Regions from separate parts of the Homo sapiens genome. Here region 2 is linked to region 1. Evidence: chromatin loops called from intact Hi-C (ENCODE). Cell type or tissue: GM12878. All regions are shown on one strand.

Region 1 (8,000 bases):
ACCCAAACGTCATCATTACCCCTAGCAACCACAGAATCATGGGAAGACAGAACAGATGAAGTTTGGTAAGCTACTAAATAACAGTTGTGGGCTAACAGCCAGGTTATCAGACAAGCAAACGCAACCCAAATGAAGCTTCTTACCTGCATTTCTACATCAGCTACAATGGTCTTGGTGTATCTCTACATTCCAAGCCTTCATGCATCCTTTGTAAATACTAAGAATCAGGGGTATTTAGGTTGACAAAGTAACTACATTAACCACATAATCATACCTCTACATCATTATCACCAAGAACAACAGTATTCCAAATATTAGACTCATAACTCTAAAGCAACAATTTCCTCCCCTCACTCTCTGGGAAAAAAGAAAGAAAGAAAAACTTTGCAGAGGAATAAAGTGGGAAGCCAGTGTTCTAATATAAACATGACAAGCCCAATTCTATCACTGCAATATACTTTCTGACTTCAGTACAAAAATCTTTTCTGACCATCTGGAGCTACTCCAGGCATGAGGCCAAAACTTTGTAATTCCTTTTCAAAGTAAATGACAGATCAGTAACTGCCACGTTGCTAATGCACAGCCAAAGGGAGCACCTCATATCCTATTCAATGCTCCCTGGAGTTTTACACATATAGTAAAAACAAAGTGCTTCCAAATAAACCTGCCCACTTTCCAATATTCCAAACTGAACAGCGATCCTGTCACTTTTGAACAAGGCGGCATTTCTTCGGGTGTGATCCTATTACCCTATTTCACACACAGGAAGTAGGACTTCAAGTTTCACTAAAAAGTCATATCTACACTAAAATGAATCCTATGTATGTCCACTACTATTTCAGTTCTCCAGAAATGGCACATAGGAGTCTACCAAAAATTTTTTTTCTTTTGAGTCGGAGTCTAGCTCTGTCACCCAGGCTGGAGTGCAGTGGCACGATCTCAGCTCACTGCAACCTCCGCCTCCCAGGTTCAAGCAATTCTCCTGCCTCAGACTCCTGAGTAGCTGGGACTACAGGTGCATGCCACCATGCCCGGCTAATTTTTATATTTTTAGTAGAGATGGGGTTTCACCATGTTGGTCAGGCTGGTCTCGAACTCCTGACCTCATGATCCGTCCGCCTCAGACTCCCAAAGTGCTGGGATTACAGGCGTGAGCCACCGCACCAGGCCTCTACCAGAAATTTTAAGAGGCTGTTCTCTGCAGTGCCTGAGATGCCCATAAGGTTGCAATAAACATGGGGTCACATATATACAGGGCAACAGAGGTGAACTCAGGATCAATGGGGACCCATTAAGTTGGTGGACACTTGTTTTTAAACCCCACTGACTAGCAGAATCACTTTCTTCATTCATCCAACACACCAAATGGAGAGCCTACTATGCGCCAGGTACTGCAGTGATGACGAATGAAATCAAATCTCCCAACACCTTTGCCAAAAATATAAATTTGAAGAGCCCAAAACCAGTTTCATGTAATATGCCACTGATAATAAGAGCCATTTGAAAGCTCAGAAGCTAAAATTTGATAATCTTCCCCTGGAGCATATTGAGCAGAAAGATGTCAGCCAGCAATGGCTATGGACTTCCTACATTTCAAAGAAATGAAAGTTATCTCTGAAGTCACACTTTGCATTGGGGAGTTGTCTTACCCTTTTAAGTAAAACATTTTAAAACTGAACAACCTGAAAATTCATCTGTTAGCCAACCGTTTCTTACAAAGACAAGTTAAAAAGAGTTTTACAGATGAATAAAAGATGAGTAAACAGTAGCTGGCCACTAATCACAAAATTAAGCAGCAGATAGATTATAAATAAAAATATAAAACGGGTCATTATGGGGCTGACTTAGTCCATCTGGTCTGCTTTAACAAAATACCTTAGCCTGGGTAATTACAAACAACAGAAATTCATTTCTTACAGTTCTCGGGGTTGGTAAGTCCAAAATCAAGGCACCAACAAATCAGATGTCTGGTGAGGGCTCCTTTCCTGGTTCACAGATGGTGCCTTCTTGCTGTGTCCTCACATGGTGGAGGGGCAATCAGGCTCCCTTAGGCTGTCTATCTAATCTATCTATCTATTTTAAGAGAGAGTCTTGCTATGTTGTCCAGGCTGGAGTGCAGGGGTTATTCACTCACTGCAGCCTCAAACTCCTGGCCTCAAGCAATCTTCTCACGGCCACAGCCTTCCATATAGCTGGAACTATAGATTCGCACCACCACACCTGGCCCTTAAGCTTCTTTTATAAGGGCGTGAATGCCATTCATGAGGGATCCACCCTCATGATGTAACTGTCTCCTAAAGGCCCCACCTCTTAACACCATCAACTTGGGGGTTAGATTTCAACATATAAATAAATTTGGTGAGGGGAGAGAGACACAAACATTCAGACCACAGCAGGGTCTCATCCTGATGAAAAACTGTCCCTAAGGATAAATTCACAAAATCAGAGTAAGAGAGCTAGAAAAGGCATTAGAGATGGTCCTACTCTGATTTTACCCAGCTCCTCTGTTAGAGACTCTATTTTTTTCAGGCTGCCCTCAAAACATCATGTGATCATTACTAAAATAATGGCATCTGAATGTCCTGAGCCAACTCCGAATGGAACCCCTTGTGTCCTATCTGAGAACAGGAAAGAGATCAGCAATCATATCAGACAGTCACAGACAATTCAGAATCCTGGTAAGGGAAAGAGTAGAAACCTCAGTGCAGATTCCTCGTCACAGGAATGCATGAGGAGGACACTGTCCTCAGTCTTTGGGGCTAGAAGGGGAAGAGAAGTAAACGTTGACAGAATTATCCTTCTCAAAGAGTTTAACAGGCACAGTGGAAATTCCAAGGCAGATATCACTATCAAAGAAAACTGTTGGGAGGAGAATGGGTAGCAGGGGAGAGTATCAGCGATACAAGAATCTGAACAGAAGGACAATGTACAAGAAAAGGTAGGGACTTTCTGAAGGCATTTTTGGTGGCGGTGGGTGGGGATGAAGTAAACAGCAAAGAATAGACTGTAGAAAAAGACAAAAATGCTATCTTATTTTAGGGAACTGTGGAACATTTGAAGAAAAATGGGGAAAATACAAAAAAATCAAGACTTGCTTCAAAAGTATATAACGAAAAAATGTATTTAACAAGGAAGATAGGGAGAAAAGATACGTGTAAAGAAAGGACAGCAATGGATCATTCAAAAGAGAAATCTTAAAATCTATGAGAGCAAGATATGGTTTTGTAGCATTAGATCATACACCAATTTCACTTCCTTCAAAGGCATCACCAAAAAAAGTAATGCTTTAAAGAGAGACACTATTTTTTTTTCTGACTCTGCCTACATTCACTTAATTCTTCATTCTCCTCTCATTTTGACCTAAGTTATTCACTTAAGATTAACTTTTTCTCAGTGATATACGGGCTTCAGGAAATAACTAATAGAAGTCAAAATGAGAAGAGGATGGATGGATGGGTGGATGGATGGATAGATGGATGGAGAATGACTTAACAGTTTGGCAGAGTCAAAAAAAAAAGTACTTAGAAATACCATATATAATATCAGCTCTGCTCAAATTGCAAAATGCCAATCATAATACTTATACAATAATCAAACAATGATAAAGAGAAAATCCCACTTTCAAGAAGGAGAAAAGTGGCCAGGCGCGGTGGCTCACGCCTGTAATCGCAGCACTTTGGGAGGTCAAGACAGGTAGCTTGGCTAACACAGTGAAACCCCATCTCTACTAAAAATCCAAAAAATTAGCCAGGCGTGGTAGCACACATCTGTCATCCCAGCTACTCGGGAGGCTGAGGCAGGAGAATCACTTGAACCTGCGAGGCGGAGGTTGCAATGAGCTGAGATCATGCCCCTGCACTCCAGCCTGGGTGACGGAGAGAGACTCCATCTCAAAAAAAAAAAAAAGAAGGAGGAGAAAAGTAGCAGAAATTGGGGTACTAGGGACCAATAACAGACAGGGGCAGGAAGAAAGGAGGCAAATTCCCAACCCTAGAAAAGGAAAAGAATAAATTTGTATATAGCCTGCAAGGGGGCTGAGGGGTAAGGAGAGAAGGAATGGGGACTGAGCACTTCATGGTCATGCTGGCACTGATCAGCTTCCGGACATGTCCTTTATTGCATGTATAAAAAAACTATTAAGGAAGAAGTGAAACTGCACAAACTTAACCTCAGCACCAGCATGATTACCTCACGTAACTTCTTTTCTTAGTATCCCTAAACAGAAAGTCATTCAGATAAATAAGTTTATGGTTTTTGATAAGTGTCCCCTAGTAACCTGGTTTATGCATCATGCATTAGTTTGTGGAACTGAAAGGTTAATGCTGGAAAAAAAGATCAGAGATCTCTTTGGTTCTTTGCCCCGACTTAGTTAAGATTGTGTAACTTGTGCAAATATAACCATTTCCTGTCCGCTGAACAAAGCAATTAGTGGACTGGGTACAGTTTCTGAGACAATTTAAGGGAAGAAATCAATCTGGCCATGTCTCACTGTAGTTCATTTTAAAGAAAGAAACAAAAGAGACAGGAAAATATAGAATATCACTATTTTGTTGAATAGAAGTCATTCTTGCTTTATATAACCTTCTTCCCCCACAGATTGTACATGACACATTAGGAAAAGAATCTGCTTCAAAACGGCTTGCAAAGAATATATCTAACACCCATAACTTCAATTTACTATTAAAAAGTAGGCTGGGTGTGGTGGCTCATGCCTGTAATCCCAGCACTTTGGGAGGCCGAGGCGGGAGGATCACGAGGTCAGGAGATCGAGACCATCCTGGCTAACACGGTGAAACCCTGTCTCTACTAAACATAAAAAAAAATAGCCGGGCTTGGTGGCGGGCACCTGTAATCCCAGCTACTCGGGAGGCTGAGGCAGGAGAATGGTGCGAACCCGGGAGGCGGAGCTTGCAGTGAACCGAGATCACGCCACTGCACTCTAGCCTGGGTGACAGAGCGAGACTCCATCTCAAAAAAAAAAAAAAAAAGTAATGTGCAGACCAGGCCGTTTTAAAAGAAAAAATTGGTATCACTTCATGAGTTTAGAATAAGCATCCATTATTCATATAGGATGGGCTCTGCAAAAAGAAATATCAGGGAAGGAAGAGCAAAGAAAAGATGAAATGCAACCTGTGCTTCCAGTGACTTCCCAGGGCTGGTTCCAGGAGCTCAGGAGGTATAGAAACACTGCCTTCATTTTCCTCAAACCTTTATTGCTTAAACTAGCTTAAGTGGGTTTCTGTTATCTGCAATGCAATAATTATTGACTGAACAAGAAAAACCTTTCTATCTTCACATAATTTGAAGTATCTCAGTTATTCCTCTTGATTGAAAGTTCCATATGCCTCCAATAGTAAGAATTATAATTAGAACATGTCTTTAAAATTAAAATCAAACATAAGTTTTCACCTGGTTCAAACACATGGCATCTCAGTGTCAAAACAACATGTCCTGCTCCATCATTAAATCATTCATTCAATAAACACTTGCTGAGCAGTCTGTTTGCCAGTCTCTGTATATAAGAGAAGAGGAAAGTGTCGGTCTCTGCCTTCAAGGAATTTAGATTTTAGTGGGAAAGTCAAACAGAGGAATTAGACATCTCCCTGCTTCTTCTCTTGCCGCATCTTTACAGCTACACTCAAATAAATACTACTACTGATTGAACTGATGGCTCCCTAAACTTCAGGTACCAGTTCATGCAATCTATCTGTTCCTACAATCTTCTAGGTCTTCTAAAGGGCAAATGAGAAGTGTGGAGGGGGCCTTTAGGGTTTTCTCTCACCATGGTAAGTAATCAGTCTCATGGCCTAGGGAAGACAGAGAAAAGCCTGGTGTGGGGCCAACTCATAAATGTGTCTTACCCTCTGCCCACCACCACCACTACACTCTCACCTGAGGGAACACACCACTACCACCCCCCACCCTAGCAACAGGACTGACTGACATCTAAAAGAATCTAGACTTTTAAATTAAATCTACCATCTTTCATTACTTATATTTATTCAAAAGTTCACTACAAAACTGAGTCACGAGAATCCTAAAAGATAGTATTTGAGAATTGTCAATGGGCCCCACTGACTATGAGGGTTCTCTCTTCGGGAGGGAAACAAATTCTCCAAAAAAACAGATATTTAACAAGCACCAGTCAATTGAGTCCGAAGACCTCTCACAGCTAATAGGAAGTGACTACCTGGCTAAATCTTCACATTCTTGCAAATCCAAATATGTATTCCCTAAAGCTGAAGGCTGGAAGATTTAGATCTAAAGATGCCTAATTGGTTTGAAACATTTCAAAATGACAGTTCTCAATAAGTGAAATCATTCAAAAGGAACTGCCCTAGGAATAAGTAATACATGCCCTCTATTTACCTAAAAGTTTTAATTCACTGGACTATAGATAAACATCCTTACATAAAACCATCCGGTCAGCATCCTGGAAAAAAGTATCATTATGCTAAAAGTTAAGCAAGTTTATACAGTCTATCAGGTATTAATGTTTTCCATGATTACTTTTCCATGGCAAAATGAATTGCGTTATTGACTTAGAAAAATAAACAATACGCCTAACTTGTATTTGTGCCCTGATTTCTTGCCAAATTTAAGTATACTAGATAAATTTCAAATAAATAGGTCAGACAATCTATAACAGAGGCCAGGTGGCCAGTTAATAATCCATAAAGTCACTTTCAAACCTAAATTCTCAATCAAGAAAACAATTTTTCAGATGCAAACTTTTGACTCCCAAATGCCGAGTATCAGGAGAAATTTTTCAAAGCCTTTTAAGTCCTTTATATATAAGCTTCAAATTCCCCCATGCCATGGAGAACAATTAGTGTCAGGAGTCCTGAGGAGAACTAATCTGAGACTTATCCAAAAACCCACTGGGAAGGTGTATGGATCACAGGACTTCTTACTATTAATATCAAAAATGCCACTAGAAACCTCACTCTTTTTTTTTAAGTGAAATATAAATTCAGAAAATATTTTTAAAATGCTCCCAAATATGTATTATGTTACGTGCTATCATCAAAATGTATTTCTACAAAACACACATATAAGTTACACTAGTACTACACTTATTAAAAAAGTAAAGAATTCCATGCTTTGCTGCTTCCTGTAAGCATTAATAGTGACAAATAAATAAGGAAAATAAACATTATGGAAGATGTTGGTTTTGATGAAAACCAGAAACAAAATGTCAGAGGCAAAATGGTCACTGCTCTAGGCAAACTGCTAAAGGTTTTGGGAATTAGGACACGGAGAAAAGAAAATGTTCATAAAACTTTCTTGGTTCATTGATATGCTCCTATGAAGATGGTAGAAACTCCTTGTTTTTCCAATATATCATTTCAAGAAGCAACAAAGAAGCTCTATATGTACAGTCAATACAAAACAAATATATGACCGGAAGTTATGGTGCTAATATGACAGGTTCTGTTTAATAGAAACTACAGATCCATTAAAATGAGATGATTTACTCTGCCTCCTCTAGACACAAAGACTGAATGTCTGCTTCTTGTAGTATTGGCTACTAATACTCCTCTGATTTCAAGCAAGTCCTTTCAACTTAAGGTCCTCTTCTCATTATGTATTTCATGGGAAAATGTGATATTGAGTATCTTAGAATGAATTATATACCAACTGAGGATCTGTAATAGAACATCCCAATAAACCAAATAATATATCAAAATAGCAATAAAAATCTTTTGGCTTATATAAAAAGGAAAAATGTAAGAGGGACATCAACTTGCTACAAAAAAAAAAAAAAGAAAATTAAGGATCTCATTCTTAAAGGACATAACAGTAGCAGAAACCAAGTCAGCCCTAAGATTAGGAAATGTAACTCTGCAAGGCAATATGATTAGAATGTACAAAGACAGGTTCACATTTTTTTCCTCTGTAACACTAATAATATTTTCTTGTTATTGAAACCACAAAGTAATTGATTACCCTAATGAATATACAGATTTTCTTCAACATGAATGTTGCTTCTGAAAAGC
Region 2 (8,000 bases), 210 kb before region 1:
GGTGGTATTTCATTTCTTGCTCTCCCTAATCAACACTTCCCTTTAAAAAAAAAACCAGATAATCAAAAGTGACAGCACCATCTGCCCTAGTCCAGAAAAGAAAAATGCACTGTCTTCTAAATGCACTGAACTGAGAAATGAACTAAAATGAAAAGTTAAGATTGGGCCAGCAGGCAAGAAATGTCTATACGGAAAATGCTACTTGCAAGAGGTTGTTCTCCAGAATTGCAACCACTCTGAGGAATAGAAGCTCTCTGGTATTACAAGCTTTTCCATTTTATTCTCTAAAACATATTATGATAGAACAGACATCCACAAATCCAGGGTCAATGTAAAAGAAGTCCTGAATTGTTTTCAAGCCTACCTACTCTAGGCCAAAGCTATGCACTATTGCTATCTCATTCTAAGTCTTTAATAACATTTATATTATTTGGAACTTATTCGGTTTCTGTATAAAATAAAGGATTCTCTTAAGCCCTGCAGATGGATTTCTGTTGTCCAAATGAGCTGCCCTTGTTGTTCAAAACATGACATTCATCATAGGCCTTAATGTCTTCTGCATGTATATTTCCCCCCCTCAGAATGAAACTAGTGTTCTATTTAAAGATGCAGTTTAAAAAGTCCAAGAGCTGAAATACTAGATTTACACCCCAAATTGGCTCTGTAATGGCACCACTTAGTAGCCATATTTCACTCTACAGACGATAAACCACATTCATCTGATCTCCAACTCCTAACAGCTGAGGTGTATAAACCCTAGACAACAGTGAGCTTATTGAGCCCAAGAGGCAGTTGTGAGCAAAAGCGGCCATTTAGGTCATGGACTAATCTGGGTGAGAAATAAAAACACACAAGAGGAAAATATAATAGATAAGACAACAGAAAAGAAAAAAAATGGATGACCAAAAAAATCTGGATTGGCCCCCCAGTGCCTCAGAATTTGACTATATTTGGAGATAGGGCCTTTAAAGAGGTAATTAAGTTAAAAAGAGCTCATCAGGGTGGGCCCTAATTTAATATGACAGGTGTCCTTAGAAGAGGAGGAAATTCGGATGCAGACACACACAGGGAAGATGATGTGAAGACAGAGGGAGAAAATGGCCATCTACAAGTCAAAGACAGAGGCCTAGAATAGATCCTTCCCTCATGGCCCTGAAGGACCAACCCTGCCAACACTGCAGTCTGACTTCTAGCATCTAGAGCTGTGAGAAGATAAAATTGTGTTGTGTAAGCTACCTAGTTTGTGCTACTTTGTTATGTCAGTCATCACATACCAATACACATACCAAACATATGCAAATACATATTAGATATTATTATACCCATTTACTAGATATAGATTCAGCAAATCAGAGATTTTATGAATCTGGTCAAGATCGCACAGGAAAATCTAAAAGAACCCAGTATCAAATCCTCAGGTCTTCTTGTCTTCTGATTTTCGGTCCAAGTCTACTTCTTCTTGGGGGCCATCCAAAACCTCTTCTCCTGCCATCTCCTGTGTCCAAAGGTAACAAGGGTAAGGCGGGGAGATCAACTCTACTTAAGATAAACAAATCTATCCGCTGGAAGAGACTGCTAGACTACTTGGTTCAGGATAAAATAATTACATTAGAAGTTTAAACATGTTTATACTACTGCTTCTGTAAGAGGCCATATCCAATTACAGAAGGTCAGTTTGGAAATCCAAAGAGAAGCTACTGAAAGCCATTTCAAAAGCTGGTCAAGAAAGACCATATCCTATAATAATTCTCCAGATTACTTCATGCCAAAGCATCGGTAATATGTCCTCTTCTCCCGCACGTATAGAAATGGAACACTCAGGATGTTCTGAGGCTAGAACACTGAGGATCATGCAGTAATTGCTTCCAAAAGACATGTTACAGTATTTTTTGCTGCTGACTGTGGCTTTAGAGAAGAAGCACACACCGGTTCCAAAAGAACAGAGACTATCTCAGACCATAAACTACCGCTGTTTGTTGTGCGGCACCACCTGAAATATCCCTGTGTTGTTTTCTTCCCAACCAGCTAGTACAGAATGTATCCGGGCTGCTCAACTTATTTACGGCTCCAGATGTTTTTCTGTATTTGAAGAAACTCCACCTTAGCAGCCATTTCTCTAAAGTCTTTCAGTAAGGATAAAGAGGTGCTAAACTGTAGAGTGGACACTAATTCCATTGTTAAATAAAGTAACAACCACTAACATAAAGTGTAAGTTAATGTCTTTGTATCTGTAGACAAAAGTTCCTAATTTGACCTTCCTAGCAGCCACTGGATGAAAGTCTCACAAACACCTTCCTTTGTGGAGAAAACACTAATCTACCCAGAAAATGTGGTCTAGGCTTATGTTTCTGAGGGGGCAAACAGTTGCTCTGTGCATGTATAAGGCCCCTATATTATGATCAGATAGAATGAACAGAGAAGTAGTCATGGGTGCGGGGAATATACAGGGAGCAGGGAGCCTGTGATTAGGTAACAGAGCCAATGAAGAAGGTGGCTTTAGGGGACTTTTTTTCTATGACACAGGAATTTCTAGTAGAAATGAACACAGAAAAAGCTGAAGAAACTGATGGAATCAAGCATTTCTTTAAGAAGCAAGTAGTTATATTGTCTAGTTGCAATTACTGTGAACCAGTCTTCATTGTTCAAATTTAAAATATATTTCTACATTTTGAACGAAAGGTAAAACCATTTCCTACTTATTGTGCTGTTAATAAGTCCATTATTAAATAGTTGGTTTCTGAAATGAAATTCTGAGTATGAAATTGTACAACTAGAATTTTAAATGATGCCATCTAAATGAGGAACCTATTAAGGCTCATCATCTCCAACAATTAAACGATCGTACTTGCCCAGAGTTACAGTCCAGGAAGATAAAGTGAAATAAACTAGAGAAAAAGCAAAGAAGTTTTGTGCAGATTTGAGTTTACAGCTACCTCAGATTGTGAAATTATAAGCATTCCATCTGCTCACCAGCTGTGGTTCCTAATCCTCTTTAATAACTTCAGCTTGCACAAGTCCATGAGAATCAAGACATCTTCCAAATTTCATTTTACACTAGTTGCCAGGATTGATTTTTAGACACTGGCTTCCAATGAAAGCAGCCTAAAGTTGATTTCCCTAGCAGGTGTTAATTTTCAGAGCAGTGAAAGGAAATGAGAAAAGAGACTAAGAGTGGAAAGAAAGAAATTAAGGAAGTTCTAAGATCATCATATTCGGTTTTTAGGGTTCTATGCTCTTCAGCAAAACCCAAAGGCTCAAATACAGAATAGTCTCCTGAAATGTGAATCTAAAAATTCCCTAAAACATGTAAAAAGCAACATATTAAGTAAGATCATTTCCAGGTGGGTCTGAAATAAGGTTTATTTCCTGTAGCAGCCAGTCCTTCTCCCCACTACAGCCCATCAGCTCTCAGATATCTCTGGTCACTGACCAGAGATGTGGTCTCAGAGCTGTGACTGTTCCCCACTGCCACAAAGGTTACTTTTCCTTAAGGTATTTAATCTTAGGGCAGTTTCTGGCTTGGTTTCATAACGGGAGGTCCTTATAGCCTAACCCAGGAACAGAAAAGGTGTTCTACACAGACAATACCCAAATTTTATTAAAGTTGCAAGCAGGACTCATGGTTCTGTGTTTTACTACTTTTAAACTCCAAAATACCTTTCCAGTCCCCACTCTCTTATAGCTATTATACAGAGTATGAGAAAAAATGATTTATTTCTGACTTTTGAGATTGGTGACAATCTTGTTTTCAGGCAAACACAGGTTTATAATCTCTCCATATTTTTAGTTTAGACTGCTGGAATATTAAGAAAAAGCAAAAATTACCCATCTCTGCTTAAGCCCAACGGTGATCTAGACCCTAGTAACAGTATCAGCAAGGGCTACGATGTGTTTCCTATTCACACATGTTCTACCAGAACAAGACCATATCTTAGGCTACATAATCCAGGTTTTCTCTTCTAGAATGCCATTATTAGGAGGCCTTCTGAACCAAGATGGCAGTGTCTATCCTTGTTCCAAATTGTCAGTGTACTACCCGGTACAGAATGCTTGCATGCGTGGATGGTGTCTCCAGCAATAATTCTCAAAGCAGAGCCTGTTGCTCTGCCTTGCACTGAACGTTTGGAAAAAGATGGCTCTCCACGTCTGCACGGCTTTCTGATGCAGACTTGACGTTTACCTAAGAACTCTCTCATAGGAGCATGGAGACCAGTTAAGGCAGCCCCAGCTGGCAGAGCCAAGTGGGAATGAGTAGGTCAACAGGCCCTAGCATTGGCAAAAGCGGTCAAAAAGTCAGGTTCCACAACATTTCCCAACAATTAGAAAAGAATGTTTTCATCTTCTTTTTCATCAGAATAAGAGCGCATAAACCATTCTGAACAACAACAACAAAAAATGTGCTGAGTAATATTAAAGTTATGATACCATTTTTTCAAGATGTTTTTTATAAAAGTCCTAAGAAATCGGAACTACTGAAGAGAGCTGGTATCTAAAAAAATTCCCAAACTATGTAGGAAATCAATAGTTTAAAACAAAAGGTTGAAACAGTTTCTATATTAAAACCTTGTTTTAATACTCCAAAATAGGTCTGTTGCTATGCAGTCAAGAGTATCTGAGTGAAATTTTAATTTCTATGAATTACATGAAATGTAATGAAAATTGGATAGGTGAAAACACAAAGTCCAGGTTCTACCTAAGGGTAAAAGCTAATGATAGTGGAAATAATACTAGACTGCCAAAATAACTCTACAAACACCTAAAGAGGCTCGTTCTTACTAAACAAAAATGGAGAGAGCAACGATGACAGTTTCTTGCATTCATCTGGCTGGAAGGAAATACAAGACCACATTTATAGGAAAGGCCTTCATTTGTGGGGCTGAAATAGGCTTACCATAGAATTCTTACCTGGCATTTCAGTTCCTCAAAAAAGGGTTTCATACTGACTGTGCTACATGCTGTGCAAGACTGGCATTCAAGCACACATAATGAACTATCTGGTAACTCTTTCCAACTGCAATGGAATTCTGTATTTTAACCCAAGTCTTATAAAATGAAATTTTTTAGATGAAAAGCAAATTTAGCAATTCGTATTATCTATAAAAGATGTCTGGAAGTCCCCTTGAGTGAGCTCTGCATGTTATCTTCTGCCAACTCCAATCTGTTTCCAATATAGTCAAGGGTGAACTCTTGCAGGAGAATATAGAAAATGTACACAAACAAACACAATAGAGTCAGCTAGTGGTGGGTGTCATGAAGAATATGTAGAGAAGCGTGATGTGATGAAGTAGTCCAAGAAGGTCTCTCTGACCCTGAAGCATTTGGGCTATGCCAGGAAGGATTGGGAGGATTCTACTATACAAAGTATAAAAGAACTTTCCAAGAGAGAGAATAGAGAGGGCAAAGGCACTAGGGCAGAATGGGCCCCACATGTTAGAGAATTGGAGAAAGTATGCTGTGTGGCAAGGGCACAGAGAACTGGAGCAGGGCTGGAAGAAGGCGCATCAGGCAGCAGCCATAGTAGAGTTTGCACTGTATGCTAAGTTCGAAAGGAAAACATGGGGGTTTTAATAAAAACTTCACCCAGCTGCTGTGCAGAGAACGAATTTTAAGGGAACAACAGCTAAAGCAGTGAGACCAGCAAAGAGAGTAACACTCTATTTTACCCATTTAAGCTCTATGTAAGTGCACATGTGCACACGCAAGCACAATATTACAAAACAAGCACTACAATAACATTGGAAATTTAGGAAAACAGTCAAATTTAATGAAATATGTTTTGGATATACAGAAATGTGTTACTTGTCTCACAATAATTGATGTCATTTTCTAGACCTAACTTTTTGTATACAGTATTAATATCTAGGAAGAGTTGCCACTCAAGTGACTAAGAATATGTATTTGATGAAATGTCCTATAAAAAAGCACAGATTTAGGCCGCGTGCGGTGGCTCACGCCTGTAATCCCAGCACTTTGGGAGGCTGAGGTGGGCGGATCACGAGGTCAGGAGATCGAGACCATCCTGGCTAACACTGTGAAACCCTGTCTCTACTAAAAATATCAAAAAAAATTAGCCAGGCATGGTGGCACGCACTTGTAGTCCCAGCTACTTGGGAGGCTGAGGCAGGATAACCGCTTGAACCCGAGAGGTGGAGGTTGCAGTGAGTCGAGACTGTGCCACTGCACTCCAGCCTGGGCGACAGAGTGAGACCCTCTCTCCAAAAAACAAAACAAAACAAAACAAAACAACAAACAAAAAAACCACACAGATTTGTAGTACAGTTGGCTCTACAATCTGAAGAATCCAGAATAGGCTGGGGGCAGTAGCTCATAGGTGTAATCCCAGTACATTGGGAGGCCAAGACAAGGGGATCACTTGAGGCCAGGAGTTCAAAACCAGCCTGGGCAACATAGCAAGACCATCTCTACCAAAAAAAAAAAAAAAATTTTTTTTAATTAGCCAGCCATGGTGGCACATGCCTGTGGTCCCAGCTATTCAGGAGGCTGAGGTAGGAGGATCACTTGAGATGCAGTGTTTGAGGCTGCAGTGAGCTATGATCATGCGACTGCATATCAGCCTGGATGACAGAGAGAGCCTAGGAAAGGAAAGAAAAAGGAAAAGGAAAGGAAAGAAAAAAAAATATGGAGATTTTAAAATAGGAAGAAAGTTGTGAATCACAATATGCACATTTCTTTGTAGTCTGAAGTTGTCCTTGTTTCTAATGCTGCTGACCAGGAACATACTATAGTGGAGACTGTAACGTTCTAGACAGCAAGTAATACCAAAAGCAGTAAGTCATATTCTCTCCACTTAAGATTTCAACATATTTCCACGAATGCTATGGCTCAAACAAACAAAAAAAAGCCAAATACTATTAAATGGAAAATGTATTTCAGACTCCAGAACTATTCTCAAATAGTAAAACAATTTAACAGACACACTTAAATAGTTTTTCCCAAAGTCCTTTATTTTTCTCATTTAAATTGATTCCAAAAGGAACTGGCAGGGCATGGTATATGCTGCAAGTGACTGATATTTGTATGGAAAAATCACATAAGTAGCTAAAACCAAAGGATCATGAGCATGGGTAGAACTAAATGGCTTGAATTAGACAGATCCAATTTTTTAAATGCATGGAAAGATTGGAGAAACTATTCCAGAGAGGTAACATAATGTGATCTCCCCTCAGCTTTGCCTCTCCTCTATTAAGGTCCTAGCAATACCACGAAAGTTGATTATACAACTGAACTACCTTAACTTGAGCCTGGCTACACGGAGAGCTGTGATCTACATGACTTGTATTTTTTATCCCTGATTTCTCTATTCCCATGTACAGAGTGTCATGGTATTTGTATCTGCCGTTCTCTGTCACATATTATCTTGGCTGATACCACATGATCCAGCTGAGTTCTCAGGTCTGGCCAAAACACTTTTTCCCCCACTTCTTGGTATTATTTCTTCTTGCCCTATTTATACAATCAGGGCTTTGTAGTTCAACTTCATTATTCTCATCAACTTTTGTTTTAGAACTCTTTGTAACTCTAATTACTGTCCAGGTAATTTTTGAAACCCACAGCAAATACAGAGTTTTAACTAATTTGTTCATTTAACTAATGATGCACTGATGTTTAAACTATATAATTAAGTATGCTTGACTTTGATGTATACATTATTTTCCGCCAAGTATGACAGGATTAAAAAATTCTGGAGGAGAGAAAAATCTCAAATGACTTAAAATAGTACTTCATATGTAGTTAAAATCTTCTATGTCTTTTCAATTTAGGCAAAACACCCACTGAAGGGTGAAAAAAGAAATCTAAGATACAAGTTTATTACAATGGGCAATAATTATTAAAAACACAAGGCAGATAACAGGGCTTTAGAATTTGTCACCCACTTGGCATATGACACCTCAGGGTCCACAGAAATCTTCTTCAAAATTAAATTAATTATTAGACTCTGCCTACATGACAGCCATCAGAGAAAAGACACCTCTAATCAA

Evidence for each region. Hi-C counts contacts between places; a loop is a spot of excess contacts. Peaks named below come from ENCODE experiments on the same cell type or tissue, not always from the same donor. Only the 100,000 strongest peaks of a DNase experiment are listed, where the experiment ranks them.
Region 2: a loop joins it to region 1, with 2.4 times the contacts of the local background. A loop is called at or near these places in 2 of 110 quality-filtered maps.

What each region holds. Positions count from the first base shown.
Region 1 is chr3:172,058,222-172,066,221 of GRCh38, reverse strand. All of the region lies in intron 1 of FNDC3B (fibronectin type III domain containing 3B), which reads right to left. Among named protein-coding and RNA genes, the nearest start is that of FNDC3B, 23 kb to the right of the region's middle. In GM12878, no CTCF peak of the experiment used is centred here; a DNase peak (open chromatin) is centred at 4,251; H3K4me3 peaks cover 1,121 bases; H3K27ac peaks cover 1,783 bases.
Region 2 is chr3:172,267,879-172,275,878 of GRCh38, reverse strand. The region is part of intron 6 of FNDC3B (fibronectin type III domain containing 3B); the gene reads right to left. Among named protein-coding and RNA genes, the nearest start is that of GHSR, 180 kb to the left of the region's middle. In GM12878, no CTCF peak of the experiment used is centred here; a DNase peak (open chromatin) is centred at 4,858; H3K27ac peaks cover 249 bases.